Linked DNA regions of Homo sapiens: region 2 is linked to region 1. The links are chromatin loops, found by intact Hi-C in ENCODE. Cell type or tissue: natural killer cell. All regions are shown on one strand. Each heading gives the region's core, and the rest is flanking DNA. Links, peaks and the distances in the headings are about the cores only. Region 1 overlaps KDM4B (lysine demethylase 4B). Region 2 overlaps KDM4B (lysine demethylase 4B).

Region 1 (12,037 bases), core at 3,749-6,248:
GCCTGGGGCCCTGAGGACAAGGGGACCCCATGAAGGGATCTGGAGTCAGGCCACTCCTAGCTTCCCCCCGCCCACCCCCACAGCTCACCGTGATGCTCTCAGGGTACAGGTTGTCGCTGTGCTCCCAGCCTCCCCCCGCCCCCTGCCCCACCCCACAGCTCACCGTGATGCTCTCAGGGTACAGGTTGTCGCTGTAGGAGCCATCGTCGAAGTTCACTTCGTAGCAGGTCTGCGAGGCGGCACCGATGACGCGACAGCGGTAGTACAGCCCGTTGCGGTTCTTGGTGATGACCACCTGGCCTAGGGACACGGCCCTCAGGAGTTGGACCTGGGAGGGTGCGGAGGGTGTGGGGGGCGGTCAGCGCGGGTGTCGGTGGGGGCGGGAGCCAGGGGCTGGGGGCAAGGAGGCGGGCAGGCACTCACAGCGTGACCCCCCGACTTGTGCTTGAGGCAGGTGATGGAGACCACATAGGGCCAGTCGTCCGGCTCCATGAGCACGCCTGCGGCGTGGGCGCAGGTCACGTGGAAGGACGTGGAGCAGTGCTCGTAGGAGCACTGGATACAGGCACCTGACACCTTCTTCATCCGCTTCCGGCAGTACACGCATTTCTGGGGATGGGGACACAGGCAGGGGCATGGGGCTCGAGCTTCCCTAGGGACCCTGGAACGGAGTCCCCGGCCCCTCCCGGCACAGCCTTCAAGGGAGGCATCGCGGGAGTGGCCCTGCGCTCTGCCCAGTGAGGGTTCCCCTCCACAGCCCAGAGCCCGCAGCCTCCCTGGCCAAGCCCTCCAGACCCACTGACCCAGCCTCCTGCTGCTCAGCCTCTGGGGAGTCCTCTCCCATCCCCCCTGCATGTCACTGGCTGCTGGGACAGATCAGCCCCCGGGGAGTCCTCTCCCGTCCCCCTGCGTGTCACTGACTGCTGGGACAGACACTGAAGAGCCCCACGTGGTGTCGCTCAGCCAGAGGAACCACGTGGCGACAGAGATGTGCCCTGGGGACACAGAGGTGAGTGCAGACCATGTGACCCCGTGTTCTGCAACCCCCAGGGCAGGCCACCCCCAGACACAGGAAGTGGGCTCGTGGGCACAGGGTAGGGGATGGGAGCGACTGGTAATGGGGCCCATTCTTCATGGGGTGATGAACTGTTCTGGAATTAGACGGTGTGATAGTTGGCACAACTCAGAATGTACTAAAAAACATAGAGTGGCACACTTTAGAATGGTTAGAGTGAAGGATTTTTTCTTTTTTTTTTTGAGCCTGGGTGCTCTGTCACCCAGGCTGGAGCACACGGCGCGATCATAGCTCACTGCGGTCTCCAACTCCTGGGCTCAAGCAATCCTCCCACCTCAGCCTCCTGAGTAGCTGGGACCACAGGTGCAACCATCATGCCTGGCTAATTTTTGACTTTTGTAGAGGTGGAGTCTTGCTATATTGTCCAGGCTGCTCTCAAACTCCTGAGCTCAAGGGATCCTCCCGCCTTGACCTCCTAAAGTGCTGGGATTACAGGCGTGAGCCATCGCGCAGGTCCTTTACATCGGCTTTTAATAAGAAGCCCTGAGAGAAGCCTCCTTGGTGAGGAGGGAGCACCGGAGAGCCACCTTTCATCCCTTGAGGCTCCCGCTGCAACACCTGCCCGAGCCAGCACCGGGGCCCTGGCGGCCGCCACACCCACGCCAGGCCCAGCTAAGCATTTAATAAGCGGCACCGTCACCACTCTATAAACCACGTTCAAAAGCCAGATAAGCCAAGGGCCTGGAGCAGGGCCGATCGACGGCATCGAGATCTCGTTATTAAACTGTAAATACCCAATTCTCCCATCACACAACACGCGCCAGGCATCACTCCAGCACGGCCTCCCCCTCCGGCAGAGTAGCCAGTGTGTAGGAGTGGAGGCTGTGCTCCCTGGGGAGCCTGGGGGTGGGGGAGAGGCCCCACCTGGACACTGTCAGGTGGGGTTGCTGAGCCGTCTTGAACACGTCACCCACAGGCCTCCACCCCTCGGCCCAGGCCCAGGAGAAACCCAGCCCCGGGGCAGGCTGGTGCCCAGCACCATCCCCTTCCGCCTCGTGGTAGCAGGCAGCCCATGACCCTGCATCTCCACGTTGTGAAAAGCGTGCCCCCGGACCCATGGGACCATTTGTCAGGAGCTGTGCCTGGGGCCGAGGTTGCCCAGAGCCACCCCTACTAAGGCGAGGTCCAGTCACGCCACGCGCTGTGGCCACAGGAGGTCGGGCAGGCGTTCTTGGCCGTCACCTCCCTTCCTGGGAGCCGCAGTTTGAAGACCCACATCCAGTGCTGGCCTGGCCCAGGCCAGTGTGTGCCGGGGAGTCAGGGTCTACGGCCCGTGGGGGGCCTGGAAGGGCCCAGGCACTGGTGTTTGGTTCGAAGTTCCCGGCTCGGTGTCCTTCCTCGGAGGCCACAGGGCTGTGAGGACGACGCGGGTGGGCTTCAGAGGTCTGCAGAGCACCACGGCCTGGAGGAAGCAGGTGGTCACCGCTAGGTACCACCCATGAAGCTGTGTCCTCAGCCTGTCACACACTGAGGCGCAGTGGCTGTCCACCAACCTGCTTTCGCAAACAACCCCAACCCCTGAGGAGCAGAGAGCCCCTCCCTCCTGACCGAGCCCTACCCCTCCAGGCAGGACTGTGGGCAGTGGAGAGAGCTGGTGCAACTGCCCACCCCTCCTGCTGCCCTGGAGGCGCCTCCCCCCATCCCAAGCCCCTCCCAGACCTCCCAGATCCTCCAGGGAGCTCCCGGTGCTTTTGCCTGCTGCCAGGAACCTGCCCAGCCGGTAGGTGAGAAGCTTCTCAGCAGCACGGCCTTGAGAACGTGGTGATAACTTGGCCCAGGCGGGCGGCCAGCCGGAGCCCCCTGACTCACCAGGACTGCCTGGAGCCCTGAGCCGGTGGCTGGAGAAGTCCTGGAGACAAACTGACGGATGGGTAACCAGGAGTGAGTGCCCCATGCCTGCAGCCTGCCCGTGGCCCGCGAAGGTGGCTGGGCGGTTGGGCGAGCAGGAATTAACCGCCGCCTCCTTGCAAAGCCCCATTAAGCAGTACAAGCGGGCCTCGTGTAAAAGGATTTTTAATTCATCGTTACAAGCACCGGTAATGAAGAGGCTGCGTTCTGGAAATGTCAGATGATCCATAAGGCGTCGGGCAGGAGGACTTATCACTGCACCACGCATCGCACCATCACTCCACCTGAATCATGAGGCCTTTTACGCCCACGTTTGTGGACTGAGTCACTGGTGCCTCGGAAGCATCACCCGCGGGCTGCCGGCTTCCTAATCGCCTGGCCGTGCCCGGCCAGGCCGGCGTGACCCACTGCACACTCCACTCCACGAACAAGGAAAGAGGGCTCCCCTTCCAGATGAGCCTCTGTGACTGCCTGCACAGCCCTGCCCAGGTGGCCCAGCACCTGTGGGCTCCAAGCATGGCATCCAAGCCCGCCGGGCTCGTGGGCACCTCGCACCAGTGCATGGGAGCCCGGGCTTTGTGGCCGGCATCAGTCCCACCCTTGTGGTCTCCCCAGCAGACCCACCCTGCCAGACTGATCTGTCTGCTTCCAGCCCCACCTCCACGCAAGCCTGAATGTCAACACCAGGCACTGTGTCCGCGGCTGGGAAGATAAACCAGGCAGGAAAAGCAGGCAGGACGCTGCTGGGTGCTACTGGCTGCGGGCCCAGCCTCCAGGGGCCCACGAGACACGTGTGCAGAGGCCGGAGTGCACAGGGACAAATGCGTCCTCCCCATCAGCGCTGCCACATGCACAGCCCTTAGTGGGGACGCGGCCCCAGCAACATCTGCATTTTGCTCTCCTCATCTTTTTTTTTTTGAGACAGAGTCTTACTCTGTCGCCCAGGCTGGAGTGCAGTGGCGCAATCTCAGCTCACTGCAACCTCCGCCGCCCAGGTTCAAGCAATTCTCCCGCCTTAGTCTCCCGAGTAGCTGGGATCACAGGCACGTCCCGCCATGCAGAGCTAAGTTTTGCATTTTCAGTAGAGACGGGGTTTCATATGTTGGCCAGGCTGGTCTCGAACTCCTGACCTCAGGAGATCGACCCGCCTCGGCCTCCCAAAGTGCTGGGATTACAGGCATGAGCCACCAGGCCTGGCCTCCTCATCTTCTTTCTGGGCCAGGTCCCAAGGCTCTGCAGGAAGCTGATTTAAAGGGCCAGCTGAGTGTCATTTTCCAGCAGGCGTGGACAGCCCCAAGTGCCTTGTGCGCAGGTGGGCTACAGGGTGTGCAGCAGACAGCCCTGCAGGGCTGCAGCCCAGGCCATGATCGGCCAAGCCCCTCCAGGCCCCAGGCTCCTCACCTGCAGAACAGACAGTGCAGGATGACCCCACAGGCTCTCACTGTGTGGATCAAATGCAGTAGGTGACACTGGGGGCCTGGGGGAGCGAGGCTGCAGATTTGACAAGCCCTGAGCAGCTGCTAGTGCTCAGACAGGGTGGTCCATGCTTTAGGGAGTGGGCCCAGCTCACACCACTGCAACCCTGCATGGCGGGGACTGTGGCAACCCCACAGCACAGAAGGGACGGCCGAGGCACAGAGAGGTCGAGGAATCTGTCCCAAGTGCACAGCCAGCTGGTGGCCAGCACTGACCACTCCTGACTGCCCTGTGGCTCCAAGGGGTTCCCCAAAGGGGGGCCATCATTGCTGAGAGCAGGAGGAAGCTTCACAAGCCCCCACGATGAGGCCCCGCTACGCCCAAGGTGGCTGCGCGCATCTACGGGGGGCCTCAATGTGCACCAAGAGTGGAGCAGCAGAGATCCTCCAACTCAACCACAAAAGGCCAAGCAACCCAGGCACGGAATGGGCGAAGGAGCAGAACAGACGTTTCTCCAAAGACGGCATGCAGATGGCCAACAGGACTGTGCAAAGATGCCCAGCGTCACTGACCGCCAGGAGAACACAAATCAAACCATAGCGAGACCACCTCGCACCTGCTAGGGCGGCTGCTACAAAAAAGTCAAAGGTAGGTGTGAGTGAGGACGAGGGGAAGGGGAAAGCCCTGCACCCGGGGGGTGCGGATGGGAGTCCGTCCAGCCGCAAGGGAGAGCAGTTTCCTCCAGTGCTAAAAACAGAGCTGCCCGACGGTCCAGCAAGCCCACTGCTGGGTCTGTATCCACAGGAAATGACATCAGAATCTCCAAACCACAACCACACTCCCACATCCGCTGCGGCGCAACCCACAACAGCCTGAAGGCAGAGACATCGGCGGGTGCCCGGATCAACACAACGTCGTCCATCCACATGGTGGCACATCACTGAGCCAGGAAAAGAAGGAACTCCTGCCATATTTGGGTTGAATGAATGTGGATGAACCTTGAGGAAACTATGCCAAATGAAAGACACCACTCGCGCCTGTAATCCCAGCTACCCAGGAGGCCAAGGCAGGAAGATCTCAAGGCCAGGAGTTCCAAACCAGCCTGGGCAACATAGTGAGACCCCATCTTTTAAAAAAAAATTGGGAGTTAACCTAACTTTTTGGCACGTGCTTGTGGTCCCAGCTACTCAGGAGGCTGAGGCGGGATGATCGCTTGAGCCCAGGAGTTTGAGGCTGCAGAGAGCTGTGATCACACCACTGCACTCCAGCCTGGGTAACAGAGTGAGAGACCCTGTCTCTTAAGAAAGAAGCCGGTCGCAGAAGAATAAAGACTGTACAATCCCACTCACGTGGGGTCTATAACACAGGCAAACACACAGAAGCAGAGTGCTGGGTGCTGGGGTGGGCGGAGGGAGCTGCTGCTTAGCACGTGTGAAGTGTCAGTTATACAGGACGGGTGAGCGGGCCGCAGAGCCCTGCTGCCCACCACTGGGCCCGTGGTGAATGCTGTACTGAACCTCAGATGCTTCTTAAGAGGGCAGATCTCACGCTAAGCATTGTTACAATTGTTTGTTTTTTTTTGAGACAGTGCCTGGCTCTGTTGTCTAGGCTGCAGTGTAATGGTGCCATCACAGCTCACTGCAGCCTGGGTATCCCGGGCTCAGGCGATCCTCCCACCTCAGCCTCCCGAGTAGCTGGGACCACAGGTGTGTGCCACCACGCCCAGCTAGTGTTTTTTATTTTTTTTATAGAGATGGGGTCTCATCGTGTTGCCCAGGCTTGTTATAATTATTAGAAAAACAGCAAAGATCAGACAGCCCGGTTGTGTCGGGGCACGTGCGGTGCCTCTGCTTTTGTGGGAAGGTGGAAACTGCATGGGGTGCTCGATTCTGCAGAGGATGCCCCCAAGGCCACACCTGACGGGGCCTGCTTATCTCTGCCACCCTTGATGCCTTCTGATTTTTGTACCTTGCACCTCGGGGAAGGATTCAAAAAATAACACACCTGCTGAAGTCGGGATCACTGGCTTCCTGAAAGCTGCCCACCACCCCCATGGAGACGCAGAGCTTGGAGGAAAGACCGCTTCAGATCGCGCAGGTGGGGAGCCGAGCATGGCCGGCAGCCCTAGAGGCACGGGCAGGGTGGGCCTCGACCGCAAGGACCTACCAGCTTCCACCGCTGCTCGGGGATGGCGCTGATGTCCACAGGGTGGCGCTCAATCACGTTCAGGAAGCGCGCCTCGGGGACTGCGATGGCACAGATCACGTGGATCCACCTGGGAGGGCAGGTGCAGCGGGGTCAGGTGCGCCTCTGAGGACCTGGGCTGGTCACAGAGGGGCTGGGCGTGATGTGGCTGTCGGCTGGGTCAGGGCCTGGGGAACTTCAGGAAGGTCGGTGCAGGCGTATGCTCCTCCTCAGCCCTGGCCACCCCATCCATGACACAGGGCGGTTATGTGGAGGTGATGGTCAACCCCTAGGCACTGGGGTCACACCCTGCAGAGCCTCAGCCCAGGGCAGGCTCCCCTCCGGCCCTCCAGCCCCAACGCGCGGTGCCACCCACCTCCTATCGGTGGTCATCTGCAGCGCACCTCCTCGCAGGTTGCACAGGCAGCACTCCTGTGGAGACCAGACAGCCCTGGATGAGCAGGGCTCGGAGCAGGCTCCCCACACACTGCTTGGGGCCTGATCTGCCAACCGTCCCCAGCCCACGGCCCTTATATTTCAACCTAGCAGCCACCAAAGTGACGGGTGGGAATCCCTTGGGTTCCACCCCCTCAGGGCAGAGGTGAAGGAACCCAGGCCCACGGAGGGGAGACTACGCCCCAAAGTCACCCCACTGGAGTGGGGCCGGGGCCCAGGCCTCTCAGAGCACCACCCCCGCTGCGGGGAGCGAGTTACCGCAGTCCAGGCGTGGGCCGCGCACCGGGAACACGTCCAGCCTTCATTGACCAGCTCGGGACGGATGCCATAGCAACCTGGAAGACAGCGGGGGCTGGCTGAGATCTGGGGGGCAGGTGAGACTTGGGGAGCCGAGTGAAACTCAGGGGGAGGGGCCGGGTAACTTGGGGGCCAGTGTCCGTATGTGGAGTGACGAGGCCTCCGCACGCAGCTGCAGCATTCAGGGTGCGTGCTGTTCCCACCCTCTGAGCTTCAATCCAGGCCACTGCATGTGGAGCGAGAGAAAGGTCTGGAAGCTACTTGTGTGGAAAGAGGACGCAGGAGGGGAAGCAGGGACCCTGAGCTCCAGCTGGGTCTGCCGCGCTCAGCCTGGTGGTGTCTTGAGGGCCCCTCCTTGTTGGGTGTCTGCACCCCCAACAGCAGCTCCTCCTGCTATGTCCAGAAAGGCCAAAGCCGCAAGGGAGACTCACTGTGGGATGTGGCCCTGGGTCTGGAAATGGGGAAAGGGCACAAAAGGCCGAATCATGCCCCCAGAGCGAGGGCAGGGGTGCCGCCTGCCCCCCAGGGCTCTGCCTCTGCTGGGGATCACTGCCCCCAGTGTGGAAGGGGCTCTCTGCCAGTGCTGATGGCCCACTGAAGAGGCTGGGGGCGGGGACCTCACTGCCTCCAGAGCAGCAGGGTGGTGGGCACGGCTGGGGGTGGGGGCGTCTGCTGGGGTAGCCTGGCTGGGGCGGCCCGGCTGTGGCAGGCCTGGGACCCTCGGCAACCCTTCCCCCAGGGAGCCCATCTGCCCCGGGGGCACATCTCAAACCCAGGCCCAGCAAAGCAGAGTGAAGAGCCTCCCAGCCAGGAGACAACGCGAGCCCCCAGGCAGGCCACCGCCAGGAGGAAACCGACACAGATCTATGGCTGCCAGGGGCACAGAAAATTAAACGTCTCCAGAGAGCCCTCCTCCTTCCCTGAAAGTCCAATTCCTGCCACCGCCCCCCCGTGCGTGGGAAAGAGACAGACATCCATTTTCTTGTCTGTGACCATGGTCGAGCCTCAGGACTGGGGAGGGGTCCCTGAGAGCAGAGATAAATCAGACGCCCTGACCACGCTGCAATCTCACTGTGACCATCAGTTTCAACCACAGCCACAAATCACAGGCGTAGCGGCTGCCTGAGTTCCTCCTGTCGCCTCCCAGGCCTTGGAGAAGACTCGGCAGAACTGTCCAGAGGGCCAGTGAGGAGGAACCCTGCCTGGGCCAAGGTCAAGGGCAGGGATGTTTGCCCCCAAAGGCTGCTTGGCAGAGACAGCCATTCTCAGGGAACACAGCCTGCGGAGAGACGGGGTGCCTGGCCCATTTCTTGCTCTGGCCCTAGGGTGAGCTTCTGGGTGTCAGGGACAGGGTGGGATGAGCCCAGTGCCCCTTGGAGCAGAGGCTTCCTCCGCAGAGGCTGGCACCAGAGGCCAGCACCTGGGCCTGCACTGGCATCTTCTGGATGCTGGGGGCGGTGGAGGCCCTGTCCTGCCCCAGGGTGGCATGCGGTCATCCAGCCCTTCCATGGCCACAGCCTTTCCCCCTGCTCTAGATGGTGGGACCACAACGGGAAGGATGAGAAAGTCAGAAATTGCAGGAAGTCACCGGGGGAGGCCCCTGCCCTGGCCCTGAAAGTGCAGCCTGGGGAGAGGGGCCGGTGTGGCCCTCCGCAGGGGAGGATGGAGCCCCCACCGGCACCCCCACCAACACCCTGAAGGAGGGCGCAGCTCCTCTGGGCCCCACAGTGGCACTCACTGGCATGGACCTGCAGGCAGCACTTGCCGCAGGCGATCAGGGGGCTGGTCCCGTCGTCGCCGATGTAGGAGTTGGCAGGCAGCGGCTCCGTGTTCTCACCGCCAGAGGTGAAGCACATCTCAGGGATGAGCGGTCGGGTCTTCTGACGGCTTTTGGAGGGTAATGTGGCCGGGCAGCCCTCTCCGAGGGAGGCTATGGGTGCCTCCTTCTCAGTCTGTAGGGCCTGTAGGGGAGAGGCGACCTTCAGGGGACAGAGCCATGTGTGGGGCAGGCGGGCGGGCGGCGCGGACCTCTCTCAGGGCACCTGCCCCAGGCTTCGACACCCCCTGGCTCTGGAGGGGGAGGTCGGGGAGATGGCCAGAGCCACCTCGGCCCCTCTTCTCACTCCTCCAGAAAGTCAGGATCCCCAAACACTGTCTGACCCTGTCCCCAACCCGCCGAAGACCTTCCCATGAGGGTTGCATCCAGACACAGAGCTCAGGCTGGCCTGTGTGGCCCCTGGTGCTGGGTGGCCCCTGGCGCTGGGGTATGCTGGGGGTGGTGTGTGATGAACGAGTCTCCACACTCTGCCTGGCAAGGGGAATTAGGAAGACGCATGTCTGAAGTGGCATTCCAGGCCCTGTGGCTCCCAGCAGCCTCTCTGGCCTCACAAAGGACAGCAAGTGCCTGGAGACGGTGTCGGCTGTCAGGTCTTGTTTGTCTCAGGAACCAGAGCACTAAATCCAGCTCCCAGCAGCAGAGCCCCAAGACAGGCTCACCACCCTCGGCACAGCACTCTCCCTGGCTCTGTCCACCCAGACCCGGCCGGCGCACAGGCCTGGGGGGTGACGTCCCCAACCCAGGGCAGCTCTGCTGATGCCTGGACATGCTTGGCATGGGGCTAGGAGCTGGGAGTGCAAAGCATGTGGCCAGGTCCTGTCCTGGGGAGGCTGCATGCCCAGGGGAAGAGAGAAGGGGGGATCTAAGAGATCCGAGGAAAACGGCTGGGCTGGGTGCTGATGCCTGGGATGGCCGTGGGCAGAGGCCAGCTCCCCATCTGGGTGCAGAGGACAGGCGAGGCCAGCATGGAAAGAGCACCAGAAACAGGACCTTAGCCAGGTGCCCAGCTCAGCTAGACAGGCCAGGGTTTGCGGGAGCCCCGCCCGGCCACCCAGGTGGTGTACCTGGGCCTTCACTGCACTCCCACACCACCCGGCCCATCTCAGCGCCCACCAGACACGGGCGCTCCCTGAGGGCAGTGACCCCGAGCCTCCGCAGCCTCCCTCTGCCCCATCCACCATGGCTCATGTTGCACATGGGCACGTTAGTAAGCTTCATTCCAATAAAACCCAGAGACCAGGCTCTGCCTACGGCTGTCAGGAACAAGCCCTCACAACTCGGGGTGCTGGCCAACACCCTGCCCTGCGTGAGAGAGGGAGGCGTGTGGGGTGCCCGGTCCCTCGCCCTCTCCCACCGCCCCTGCCTGGGGTTCTCTGGGACCCGTGAGGCCCGCCTGCCCACCTGGCAGTAGGGGTAGAAGAGCGTGCAGATGGCGCAGTAGGGCTCCGTGCGCGCAGCCGCTGCGTTGAACTTCCTCTCGGCCTGGAAGCTGGCCGCCCTGTTCTTCCACTGCAGAGACAGCAGCGGCCTCAAGGCGTCCGGGTCACTCACATCTTCCTCCCCGGAGAAAGGGGATGCCTCTAGAAGAACAGAGGGGAGAGGGAGAGAGACACTTGAGCCCCCTAAAAACTCGTCCAAGGAATCACCCCAACTGCCCAGGGGATGGCCCCGGGTCTACAGCCCTGGCTGCCCACAGGGTCCCTGGCCCATAGCTCCCCCTCCACCTGCCTCCTGGCTGCCCCATTCTCCACAATGCCCATCAAGCTGACACTGCAGCGTCCCATCCCATCAACAGGAGGGGGACACGTCTGTCTCGGCTGACTGCCACCTGAGGCCAGAGCCCCCAAACATGGTTCCTCTGAGCCCCTCCCCCAACACCTGGTTCTCCCTGGACATCCAGAGCCGTCCACTCACCCAGGGCCTTCTGGGCCAAGGACTGGCCAAACTCAGTGCCCAGCCCTGCCCCGGCTGCCCTACACCCGTCCTGGGGTCTGAGTCTGAGTGGGGGCGTCGGCAGTGACCAGCCGAGACTCAGAGACACTGTCCTTCCTGTCTTAGGTGGGCACAGACTCACTGAACTCAAGGGAGGTGCCAGAGGAGTGCGACAGGGAGTCAGGAGGGGCCGTGACCAGGGCTAGGAAGCCAAGGCAGCCCGCCCCAGGAAGAGCTGCGTGACGGGGACACTCTCCCGGAAGGCAGGTCTGCTGCTGAGAAGCCGCGGCGGTCTCTCTCCCACCTGTTGCCTGTTCCCATTGAACTCTAATGGCCTCCATTGCCAGCTGCCGCACCCCAATCTCCCCACGTCCCCTCCCTGCATCTCCTGTGGACACAGGGGTGCTGTCCCCAGGAAGTGGGGTGCCCACTCCTGTGGCCCAATCCTCAGCCCAACCTAAAGGGGAGCCTGGGGTCCTGGGATCAGCCCAGCTGTGGCACTGCCCCTGGTTCACCTAGAGGAGGGCAGGGCAGGGCAGGGCAGGCTCCCCGAGGTGGAGGCCCAGGTCTCCCATGGTGGACTCAGGAAGCCCTTAGGCCAAGACTCCTCTGAAAACCCAAACCAGACAGTACCGCCAGCGGAGCCCAGGGAAGGCCCTAAGCGGCCCCGAGGCCCTGGGGATGAGAACAGAGCCACTGGCTGCGTCTGTCACTCACAACCCCAGAATGCCTGGGGTTCTGGGGCCGTGATGGTCTCACAGGCAAATGCTCCGGTCTCACCAAAGGGTCACAGTGGGGTGTGGGGAGTGGGGGAGTCCACGGAGGCCCCAGAGATGCCTTCTGGAAGGATACCTGGGTAGAAGGCAAGACCCCTTCCCAAGCCAGCCCGCGGGGGCCCCTGGTCATTCCTCTGTCCCCGTGCCGATTCCTCCACTCCTGGGAGCTCCCGCCCTGTGATCCCACGCGCTTCTAGAACCCTCCTCTCCCCACCC
Region 2 (12,037 bases), core at 4,159-6,658, 61 kb after region 1:
TGCCCGTCCTGCTGCATCACGAGCAGCCACATGACCCCAAACCAGAGGGAGACGCCGGGAGGGGCTGAGGCTGAGGCTGTCTCTGCGGGGAAGACAGAGGGGCTGGGAGGAGCTGGGCTGTTCAATGCTGCCCAGAAACAGCAGCCCTGAGCCAGGGCCACGTGGCCGAGCCTGGCCTGCCGGGACAGCTCAGTCCTACTTGGGGGCAGCCAGGAAAAGCACGCAGGGGACTTCAGGGACAGCCCTGGGAGGAGGCTCCCCAGCCCCCAGCTCCAGACAGGCAGCCAGGAAAGGGCTAGACCTGTGATGCCCAGACGGCCTCCTAGCTGCTTCCCTTCCCGGGTCCCACACTCCCCTTTCTGAGGCTTAGGATTCATAAGCCCCGTCCACGTCCCCGTCACTGGGACCCCAAGGCAGAGACCATGGGGGAGGGGGTGGCCAGCCAAGGCGACCCCGTCCCACCCGTGCCCAGCAGCAGCTCTTGTGGGCTTCCTATCCATCCAGTAGCCTCCCACACCCTCCGCATGGTCGAGAACAGCCACACAGATGGCTGTACGTGGCGTTAGGAGAGTGGGGAACAAGCGCTCAGTTCAGACGCCAATTGCTGGCCAATAATCGGCCTTCTGAGACCAGGAACGAGAATCACCAGAAAAAAATCAAGCAAGGGCCACTCACTGTGAGTCTTCCCACGGGCATGCTAAGCTCACCGTGACCTCCAGGGACCCCACCAGCAGGAAGCACCCAGGCACTGGGAGCTGGGGGACTGCCACTGACAGGGGAGCAGGGAGGGAGGGGGGCAGATGCCTGAGTGGGCTCCTGCCTGGCCAAGCGGCCCCCAGGAGAGAGATGTCAGCAAACAACCCAACCCCAGGACCATGATGGCCAGGAGATGCCCAGGAGCCAGCCAGCAGGGGGGACAATGGTGCTGGTGGAGGAAACACCCCAACCCCTAGACCCGAGCAGCCGGCCATGCCCAGGAGGCCCACGCAGGCCGAGGGATAACTGGTGTATGGAACTCGCTGGAGATGGGCCCTGGGCCACCATCGTCCACCCGACCTGCCCACCTCCTCTCCAGTCTTCGAGGTAAGGAGCGTTCTGGGCAAAAGCTCTCTGAGGAGCCCAGAATCAGACCCTGGTTGAGAGCCCAGGCCCTGGGCTGAGCGAAACGGCTGCTGGACCAGCTATGGGCGTGTGGCTGCAGAGGCAAAAAAGAGCCTCCTCCCGCCCTGCTGGGACCCGTTCCCAGCAGGCAAGCTTTTACCTGAGTGGCCACTTTGCCGTAGTCAATCCACCGCAGGGTGGCGAAGTTGGTAGATTCTGCGCAGTTGAACCCGTGATTGAAGCCGGCGTGGTAGCCGTAGGGAAATGTGATCATGAATTCCCCGGCCTCCTGCGTGATCTGCAGAGGGAAAGGAGACAGGTGAGGGCAGGGCCACCAGAGGCGCACCAGGGGATGGGACGTGGGCACTTCCCAGCAAGTGCCAGGGAGCCTGGCTTATGAGCCAAGGGGGTTTCACAAAGTCAAAGGTGATCCAGCGGCTCCAGGGGCTCCAGGGCTCCAGCCCATTTCCCACGCGGCTCATGAAGGACATAGTGAGCAGCCGCAGCCACAGCTCTGCAACCTCCACTCGGCTCAGCCGGGCCCCTCCAGCCCCAGCAGCCCCTGCCCTGCCCCAAGGCGGCCGTCAGCATCACCCCAGTGGGAGAACCGCAGATGGAGCCGTGGCTGGACACAATGCCCGTGGGGGTGTCTCCAGCCGGACCTTCATGGGGAGCGATGGGGGCCTCCTGCTTTGGAGGTGGCTGAGTCACACTCACAGTCACTGTGACATGTCCTGAAGCAGCTGGGGCTGGTTTCGGGGCGGGTGGTGCTGACAGCAGCTTTAGAGTGCTCTGAAGACAAGACACTGCACGCGCTCAGGACACCTTCTGCCCTCGCATGAGAAAGGAACCACCACTGCACGCGCAAAACACGCCAGGAAGGGGCCTGCGACACGCCGCCATCCCAAGCCATCTTTCAATTGTATCTCAACAAGGGGATCTCCATGAAGTCATGGAGATCCAGAAATATCTGCACACCGGGGGCATGACCTGACACCACAGATCAGCACCCTGGAGAGCGGGCCAATGCTTCCAGACCCAGGTCCAATTCGGATGTTCGGCCCATTCGACTTTGCAGGTCTCTGAAGCAGGACCCCCTAAACTGAGGAGCCGAGGCGTGCGTGGCTGGGGTGGGGCCCACAATGACCCCAGACCCAAGGTTTCCCAACAGCCACCCCAAGGTCTGGAAGAAAAGGCAGGGCTGCCTACCAGGGCTGGGGGGCTACAGCCTTGTGCCCTAGGAACCCTCCCCACTCTGGGGACACTCGAGATGGCCACACTGACCCCCACTCCCTGCTCACTGCTAAGCCCGTTGATAAAGCCTTTGAAAGACGACCATCCAGAAAGATCAACAACAAATTTGGAGTGATGGCTCCCACCTGCTGCACCCCGGGGCTCAGGCCAAGGGCTTCTAGGAGGTGGGGCTGTGGGCCCAATCCACAGACGTGGAAACTGAGGCTCATGAACTAGAATCCTTGAAGTCAAGTGGGCTCCTCATCTTTATTTAACATCCAGTAAAACGCAGGGATCACAGGCTGCTCGGAGTTCTGGGCGTAACCACTGATCCAGACAGGAACAAAACATGCCGGGCCCCCAGGCACCCCTCCTACCAGCCCTCTACCAGGCCATCCCCACCGAACCACGCACGCGCTCTCAGTCACCACAGACCTCGTTCCCTCCTAGTGGTTCACATGAATGGCGTTGTACGGCAGGGACACGTGCCTGTTGTCTTCCACCTGGCGTGCGTTTCTGAGATTTGTTCCCACTGTCCTGTGCACCAGGCGACCGCTCCTTTTCATTTCTAAACAGTACTCGGTTGCGCGTGGATCTATGGTTATTTATTTATCTATCCTCCTGTTGATGGACGTGCGGGCTGTTTCCAGTTTGGGGCTCTCGTGAAGAAAACTGCTAAGAACACTTATGTACCAATCTTTCTGGAGACATATGTTTTCATTTCTCCTGAGTAAATATGCACAGAGTGGCATCGCTGGGGCACAGGGTACATGCTTCCGTTTCCAAGAAAATGCCGAACGGTTTTCCATGGCCATGGCACCGCCCTGCATCCACCCCGGCTGGGAGCAGCGTGCAGCTGCGCCCTCCTCACTGGCATCTGGTGGCGGTGTTCTGACGTGGCCGTCCTGGGGCTGGCGGTGTCTCCCAGCTGGCTGCCTCTGACTTCTACCGATGCTGGGCACTGAACCATGGCTTTCGTTCCTGCAGCTCCTTCGTAACGCGTCTGCTCAAGCCCCTCACGCCGAATTCATCGGGCCATTTGTTTTCTTATCTCTGATTTGTAGGAGTTCTCAGGCCTGCTGATCATTATATATTCCCCCAGAAAGATGAGCAGAGATTGCTGGATACACTGAAGTCGCCAATAAGCCATCAGAACTGGTGAGGCTTTCAGAAGCCAGCCACGGCGTCAGACATCAATCAAAACTGACACAGCTTGGAAAAATGCCAGTCCTTAAGAACACTGTGATATTTTTCTTTTCAAATAATTAATTGCACCAATCAAGGGAAGTCAGTGTGCATTAAGTTATATTTTTAAATTCCCATTCAAGTGACAGCCACGTGCAGCAGAACGAGCACGCGGCAGAAAATAGGGGTGGGGGGGGAACACACGTGGCCCCAGGGCCTGGCCCCCGCCGTGCAGGACATGGGGTCCCCAAGGGCTGGCCCTCACTGTGCAGGACGTGGGGTTCTCTGGGCCAGCTTCTCCCCACTACGCTGGGAGCTCCGTGAAATGAGGGGCAAATAAAATTAAGGTTTGGGGCTTTTTAAAAAAAAACCTAATTACTGGGCCGGGCATGGTGCTCACACCTGTAATCCCAGCATTTTGGGAGGCCAAGACAAGAGAAACACTTATGCCCAGGAGCTTGAGACCAGCCTGGACAACAGAGTGAGACCCCATCTCTAGAAAAAAAGAAAAGTTAAGAAAGTAAAGTAAATGCCATTACTGATTCCTTTATCCTATTTGAGCCGGCTTCGGAAAGGCTTTTCCCTGACCACCTGCTCTAAGGCCAAGTGACGGCTCCCTGTCTCTCCCCTGGAGAACCAGGCCTGCAGGCATGCGTCAGGCAGACATCAGACTCAGAGCCTTCAGGGATCCAGCTGGGCCCCCGGAATGCCAAGATTGAATGGGGGTGATGGCAGCAGAGAGCCAAGCTCTCACAGTGTAAGGACCTCACTCCCCCAGCCCTCCTATGAACCAAGGCCTAGAAGAGAAAATGTGCTCGGTTAGGACAAGAAGATTATGTTCCTGCGAGAAAACCTGCATCCTGGTGGCTTCGTTCCACACTCACGGTGTCTGTCCCCTGTGTCACTGCTGTCAACATTATCCAACAATCAATTAGAAGGCGTTGGGATGATGAATAGGCTTTGCGGCAAAGTCATCAGTGGTGACAGGACGCGGCCCCAGACACCAGGCACGGAGAAAGCCCGGAACTCGGTTTCCTCTGCGAGCTCTTGCAGAATAAATGAGGGAGTCAATGGCAGATTACAGAAGTACACACTTTTAATTATTAAAAAGCTCTGCTATTGATCGGCTTTTTCTCCTAGAAGTAAATACCATTACAAAGATTTATAAGGGGAGTGTGGGGAGTCACTTGTTTGAAGGCTGCCAGGAATTCAGATGAGGGGACCCACGCTGCTGTCTGGAAGGGACGTTCATCTCAAGCCCATGGCGTCTGAGAGGCTGAAGGACGGTCCCCAGGCCGGGCGGCACAGGGTGCTGTTCGCTGCAGTGGGACAGGGGCCTTCACTGTGGCAGCCTCTGGAGAAACTGGCGCCCGGCCCCAGCAACCAGCTGGCGGTGTTGGGGAGCGCAGCCGTACTGCCTGGACCCCGCCTGCTACCATGCATGGTGCCAGCAGCCGCTCTGAGGCTGGTGGTGAGCCACCTTTGGCTCAGGTTCAGGAACTTTACAGATAAACTGCAGTGCGATACAGATGCTGACCTGGGAGTCCAGGCCACTCACTGCCTGCCCACCCCTTCGATGGGCACCCCCCTCCAGGAAGCACCACTTTGGAGAAGGTTTTAGACAAACCAGCCAGAAAATCAGTACTTCTCACTTCCCTGAGCAATGCCGTGATCTGTCTGGTTTTGCTGGTACTGAATGATGTTCCAACCAGAAGACGGGGGAGAAGAGGAAAGGCCGGAAATGCGCACTTCTCCGAGCGAGATCTGTGCTGTCTGATGAATGCCTGCAGCGGCTGGGAGGCGGCCTCTGGGTTGCAGCCCCGCCAGGAAGAGCGGATCCCCGATGTGTGAGCTGATGCTTTGGCGGTTTGATTGAAATGTCACAAGCAATTTCCGGCTGGCTGACACTCAGGGCCTCACCACAGAGCACGCTCCCGAGCCTGCACATCACTCTTCCCGTGGAACCTCATGAGCTGGGCTGCGGCCCAGACCTGCCTTGCAGGTTCTTGGCACGTGCCTCTCACCTGGACAGAGCTGGGGACACAGGCCTAGACTCTCCCATGGACAAAGGCTTCTCCATGGGGAAGGAACTGCCTCGAGTGGGTGCAGTTGCTGAGCTGGACCCTGAGCACAGCCTGCTCTGCTCCTGGGACACCAAACCCCAGCTGTCCATCAAATCAGGTGTAGGGAGGCCCCACCCCCCGGCCTCAGGTCTCCTCCATCACAGCCTCCACCAGCAGCCCCTGAAGCAGTGAACTGAATGAGTTCACAGTCTTCACGGTGCAGGAGAGCCCGAAATGTCACTTCTAAACAGGCAGTTCTCTCCACGGCCGGGTGACATGGGCCGTGGGGGTGCCTGAGACTTAGGGTGTGGCCTGGGGCGGTAGGAACCAGGTTCCCACCTTGCACGGGACGAGGGGCCCTGCCCTCTGTTTCTTTGGCAGCTTCCTGCCAGGTCAGCAGGGCCTGCCCCTGCCCTTCCACCCCTGCAGCCCCTGCGGAGGGGCCTCTGATGGCCACACCCAGGAGGAAGTTTTGGTTTGGTTTGGGAGGGGAGGTTAACACCCCGCCAGATTCAAGCTCTGCCATCTTCGCTTCCCCGTGGAAGAGCTGGAGGCTAACTGCTGAGCCATGCGGCCCTCCTCTGGCATGCTAATCACTGTTCTAGAAACTTCTCCAGGGTTAAACAGCTTATCTCCTGGGGTATGTGCGGCCACCTGGGCTTGGACCCGGTACCCACTTCACCCACAGGCGTGCAGGCCCCACCCGTACGCACCCGGCTGAAGGGGATCCCGTACTTCTTCAGGATGATGGGCGAGATGAGGGTCATCTTATGCCGCAGGAAGGCGTCGCAGCCCTGCGAGCTCCCGGGGAAGAAGCCTAGGGCCGAAAAGACAGACGTCAGTCTCCTGGGCCACAGCCGGCCGGGGTCAGCGAGGATGCTGCCCTCTGGGCAGGCTGGCTCTTTCCTCCCATGGAGAGCGGGCGTGTGGGAGCACAGAGCACGGCCCAGATCTGCCCTTGGTTCTCAGGGCCCCAGTGCCTGCAGGTCGGGGGGAAGGAGATGCGCAGGAGCCGCCCCATAGTGCCCTGCTGTGAGCTCTGCAGGTGGCAGACAGTGGTGACACCCTCTGGCCTCTGCGCAGTGACCATGTGAGCAGATGCCTGGTCTCGTCTCTGCCCAGCAGCAGGGGCAGCCAAGGGCCTCCTCACCAGGGGAAGGACCAGGGTTACTTGTGTGACAAGGTGCCCACCCATGGCATACACTTGGGTCCCTCACAGGGCACGGCTATGCAGAGACTTCTCCTCCGACCTCCCCAGACAAAATCCACCAGACCACAGCCCACACAGTCGCTCGGTCAATGAGAGAGCACGATCCTGGGGAGAGGACACGGTGTGGCCGCTCTCGTCACTCGGTCAACGAGACAACATGACCCTGGGGAAAGGACGCAGCGTGGCCGCTCTCGTCACTCGGTCAACGAGACAACACGACCCTGGGGAAAGGACACAGGGTGGCCGCCCTCGTCACTCGGTCAACGAGAGAGCACAACCCTGGGGAAAGGACGCAGTGTGGCCGCTCTCATCACTCATTCAACGAGAGAGCACGACCCTGGGGAAAGGATGCAGTGTGGCCGCTCTCGTCACTCGGTCAACGAGAGAGCACAACCCTGGGGAAAGGACGCAGTGTGGCCGCTCTCATCACTCGGTCAACGAGAGAGCACGACCCTGGGGAAAGGATGCAGTGTGGCCGCTCTCGTCACTCAGTCAACGAGAGAGCACGACCCTGGGGAAAGGACGCAGTGTGGCCGCTCTCGTCACTCAGTCAACGAGAGAGCACGACCCTGGGGAAAGGATGCAGTGTGGCCGCTCTCGTCACTCAGTCAACGAGAGAGCACGACCCTGGGGAAAGGATGCAGTGTGGCCGCTCTCGTCACTCAGTCAACGAGAGAGCACGACCCTGGGGAAAGGATGCAGTGTGGCCGCTCTCGTCACTCGGTCAACGAGAGAGCACGACCCTGGGGAAAGGACGCAGTGTGGCCGCTCTCGTCACTCGGTCAACGAGAGAGCACGACCCTGGGGAAAGGATGCAGTGTGGCCGCTCTCGTCACTCGGTCAACGAGAGAGCACGACCCTGGGGAAAGGACGCAGTGTGGCCGCTCTCGTCACTCAGTCAACGAGAGAGCACGACCCTGGGGAAAGGACGCAGTGTGGCCGCTCTCCTCTCGGAGCTGATGTTCTAGAACCAGACCAGCCAGGGACGGTGAGGAGTTAGCAGTGCTGCCTCCCCCTTGGGCACCTGCTTTCAAGGCCATGAATGAGACTGTGCACCTGCCCCCCCACACAGCACAGCGGGTGTCCTCACTGTCACTGCACAGGTGAGGAAATCGAGGCCCGGGCCACCAACTGACTCACCCTCGGCCCCAGCACCACCAGGAAGTGGCAGAGTGGGCCTGACCCCGAGCTGTGGTCAGAGCTCACAACCTCTTCCTGTTGGGCCGTGCTCAGCATGGTGGGCTGCGTACATGTGTGTGGGGCTGTCTGTCTAGGAGTGCGCTCTGCAGCTGACTTAAAGCAGCGCCTGGGAAACAGGCACTCACACCAGCAGCTTGGCGCCTTCACAAACCTCACAGCCAGGCTGGGCGCGGTGGCTCACACAGGGAATCTCAGCACTTTGGGAGGCCGAGGCAGGTAGATGGATCTCTTGAGGCCAAGAGTTGGAGACCAGCCTGGCCAACATCACAAGACCCCATCTCTACAAAAATAAAAATAAAAATAAAAAATAAACCAAGCTTCCTAATTAGCACAGTTCAGGAATGTTTCCAAATCACAAGGTGAAGACCCGTGCATTTGGCGGGTAAGGTAAGGATGCCCCGGCTTCCCGGCAGCAGCTGCTGAGGCCCACGCCCCTCAGTGTGCAACACAATCCCTGTGCCAAAGGGACTTCCCTGAAGCAGCCGGGCCCCCGGAACCAACACCAGGGGAGCCAGACGGGCCCAAGCCAGGAAGAGCAGTTCAGGGAGGGGACTTACCGCCTCATCTCGGGCACTTCCTGCTCCACCACCCACTCTGCAAGTGGCAACGGGCAGGAGGCCGGCCCAGGAGGCAGGAGGACGGGGGTCAGATGTGGACCAGGAGGGGCACTCCCGGGTGAAGCCCGGCTCCAGCACAGACTGCGGAGACTAGGACCTGCTCCCCAACAGGGCTGCCGGCTCTCTCCCGGCTGCGCCTGCGTCCCCTGCCCTGTGACGGTAGAGAGGTACTGCCATGTGGACGACAGAGGTGTGGGGTGTCACGCCTGCAGCAGACAGGAAGCCCACAGGCGTCCACCTCCTGCCAGGACTGACCAACAGCCTCGGCCAGCCCGAGGGCCCTTCTAGAAGCCTGCACAGACCTCAAGCGCCTCCAGGACGGGACACACACCCATTGGGTCATTGGTGGAAGGCGGCACAGCTGTGTGCGAGAGCACCAGCACACGGAGGCCCAGGCGCACGGGGAGGCGGGAGAGCGGGGCCACGGTGCTTCTGCTGACACCCAGCCACGCAGACACCACGGTGAGGTTTTGCAAAGTACAGGGGTTTGCCGAATCCAGCAACTTTTCTCCACACTAAAAGCATTTCAACGAGAATGATGACTGCCTGCCGCCCGGCCTGCCGGCGGCCTCTCCGCAGTTCCTCTTTTTAATGCACAGTTTAAGTGGCTCTCATTAAAGCTCTAACAAAGGCGCACATTTTAAGTGATTAGCACCAATAAGGCGCCAGCACATTAATGCTCTCTCCATAGGCTCCACAACTCTCCCGGTGAGCCCATTTGGAGCACAGCTATTCATTTTCCATATTACTCGCACACCCCTTCCACCGTCCCAACGATGGAACACATCGCCTGCCCCAAAAAGAGTCTGGGAGGGGCACCTAGGAACACAAGGGGGGTCGGGTAGGCTTTCCCCATTAGTGCCCCATCCTGCCCCCAGCTGCCTTCCAGAGGGGAGGGCAGGGCCCTGAGCCAGAGGCCACAGGGGACTCAAGGTGTTTCCACGCAGCTGCAGGCATCTGACACATCCCACAACCTTCCTGACCCTCCTCGGGGTTCACAGCCAGGCTGGCTCCCAGAATTTTAGAAGCTGCTCTGCCCTGCTGAAGGGTGACTAGGGTCTCACTCTGTCACCCAGGCTGAAGTGCAGTGGCTCCATCACAGCTCACTGCAGCCTTGACTTCCCAGGCTCACGCTATCCTCCCGCCTCAGCCTCCTGAGTAGCTGAGACTACAGATGTACAACACCACGCCCAGCTAATTTTTACAGAGACAGAGTCTCACTATGTTCCTGAGGCTGGTCTTGAACTCCTGGGCTCAAGCAATCCTCTGACGTCAGCCTCTCAAAGCACTGGGATTCCAGGTGTGAGCTACTGCACCTGGCCAGAGTCCATACTTTCTAAGAACCCCTGTGAAAGCACCACCAAGAACTAATTCTTCCCTGGCTCCCCCTCACCCAGCCCAGGCACTGAGCCCTCTGCACACTTAGAAACCAAACCAGCCCTCCAGGTGCCTGGCCTGGCCTCAGGGTAGAACTGGTCACATTCCAGGGAGAGGGGATGTGGCAGTGCTTGGGGACAGGGGTGGCCTCACCAGATCCTGCCTGTGGCCTCTCCAGCAGGCTCCTGTCAACCTCTGCTTTTCTAATGCAAAAGTCACACTGGGTGAGAAGGGAGGGGACAGTGGCTAACTGTAGTCTCAGTTAAATATGGAGGGGGAGAAGTGGCTGGCAAGGATGGGGTGGCCCTCTCGATCTGGGCACCAGAGAGCACCAGGAGGGGCCCGCCTGGGTGAAGCCCAGCTCCAGTACAGACTGCGGAGCCTAGAGCCTGCTCCCCACCGGGGCTGCTGGCTCTCCCCAGGCTGCGCCTGCATCCCCTGCCCTGTGGCAGTAGAGAGGTACTGCCGTGTGGACGACAGAGGTGTGGGGTGTCATGCCTGCAGCAGACAAGGAGCCCACAGGTGCTCCCTGACCGCTCAGTGAGGTTTTCTTCAGTGGCTTTCTAAGTGTGGCTGGCTGAAAAATGGAACTCCAAGGCACCCACATGCTAACCCCTGGGACCTGTGAGTGTGGTACCTTCCATGCTGAAAGGGACTTTGCAGATGGGATCGAGTTAAGGATCTTGAGGTGGGGGAGCACCCTGGCTATCCGGGTGATCCGATGTCATTCCATGGGTCCTCAGAACAGCGAGGCAGAGGGACTGTTGGTTACAGCAGAGGAAAGTGAGGAGACCAGAGACAGAGGCTGGAGTGATGCGGCCCAAGTCAAGGGATGCAGGTGGCCTCTAGATGCTGGAGAAGGGAAGGCAGAAACGGGTTCTCCCCTGGGACCGAGCCAAGGAATGCGGGCGGCCTCTAGACACTGGAAAAGGCGGGAAGTGGGTTCTCCCCTGGTGCCTCCAGATGGAACTGGCCCTGCCTGCACCTGGGTTTTAGCCCCTTAACATGCATTTTAGACTCCTGACCTCCAGAACGGTGAGAGAATAAACGTGTGTTGTTTTCAGCCATTAATTCTGTGGTCATTTGTTACAGGAGCCTCAGGATGCTAATACAACATGGGGAATGTTTCTTTAGCTTATGTCTTCAAATTTGTTTTGGAAATTGGTATTAAAAACATACAATGGGAGAAATGCTTTAATCTAGCTTTTCTTTCACAGCTTTAGTATGTAAGTGAGCTGGACCTTTGCTACGGCCTGTCTGTGACTGCAGAATTTCTACTACCAGAAGCGTGCTCCTAAGACCAGGATTCACCTGTGCCTAAGAAAGGGGTCCAGGTTTCCAATAGAAACGCTCAAAAATACCAAGAGCAAAGCCCTCAGTCCAGAAGCCAGGAGAGCACATGCCAGGAGAGGGCCCAGCCCACTCCCCAAGGACTCCCTTCCCCTCCGTCCCCACCACCGAATCTGCCGCGCTTGGGCAACATTTCCTGCACAGCCACGTGACTCCTGGCGCAGTCTCTGGGACAGGAGACCCTTATTTCCCTAGAAAGACTGACAGTTCCCATCTCCAAAGCCAAAAGCCCATGGGAAGGGGGAAGAGAGCATGTGGCGGGCGTCCTTTGGCTCGAAGGTTTGGAAGGGACAGAGGACAGCAACCAGGCAGTCCCGGGAGCCTGTACTGAGGCTGGGTGAGAGCTCCTGGAAAAGCTGTGGCTGTCGCTTGCTGAGCTGCCTGACGCCGTCCTTGAAGGGCGGGGTGCTCGGACAGGGCCCTCTCAATGCTGTCAGAGGAACAACGGGCCCTCACTGACCCTCACCCCTCACGCACCCCAAGCTGTCCACCTGCCAATGCGGAGGAGCCAGCTCTTGAGCAGCTGGGAATGGACCAGCGGGAGGGAGGAACTGCTTTAGCCAGCTGTGTCTTTTCATGACTCTCCAGGCACTTAGGAGCAGTGAGGTGTCATGAAACTTGCACCCCTGTTGTGCTGTGATGCCGGCGCTGACATGGGGACCCTGCCCAAGTGCCTCAGGGCTGGGTGGTCAGGGGAGCTC

What was found. Hi-C counts contacts between places; a loop is a spot of excess contacts. Peaks named below come from ENCODE experiments on the same cell type or tissue, not always from the same donor. Only the 100,000 strongest peaks of a DNase experiment are listed, where the experiment ranks them.
Region 2: it touches region 1 in a loop (2.5-fold over the local background); 6 of 110 quality-filtered maps call a loop at or near these places.

Annotation. Positions count from the first base shown.
Region 1 is chr19:5,132,539-5,144,575 of GRCh38, reverse strand. It overlaps KDM4B (lysine demethylase 4B), which reads right to left. Exons shown (of 23, transcript NM_015015.3): 14 at 10,515-10,693; 15 at 9,015-9,237; 16 at 7,238-7,314; 17 at 6,900-6,955; 18 at 6,506-6,614; 19 at 424-609; 20 at 164-328. Among named protein-coding and RNA genes, the nearest start is that of PTPRS-AS1, 39 kb to the left of the region's middle. RefSeq lists enhancers at 5,211-5,310, 6,333-6,832, 6,833-7,334. In natural killer cell, for the core only: no CTCF peak of the experiment used is centred there; a DNase peak (open chromatin) is centred at 5,175.
Region 2 is chr19:5,071,729-5,083,765 of GRCh38, reverse strand. It overlaps KDM4B (lysine demethylase 4B), which reads right to left. Exons shown (of 23, transcript NM_015015.3): 8 at 6,296-6,399; 9 at 1,262-1,399. Among named protein-coding and RNA genes, the nearest start is that of PTPRS-AS1, 100 kb to the left of the region's middle. RefSeq lists an enhancer at 1-348. In natural killer cell, for the core only: no CTCF peak of the experiment used is centred there; a DNase peak (open chromatin) is centred at 5,355; H3K27ac peaks cover 600 bases.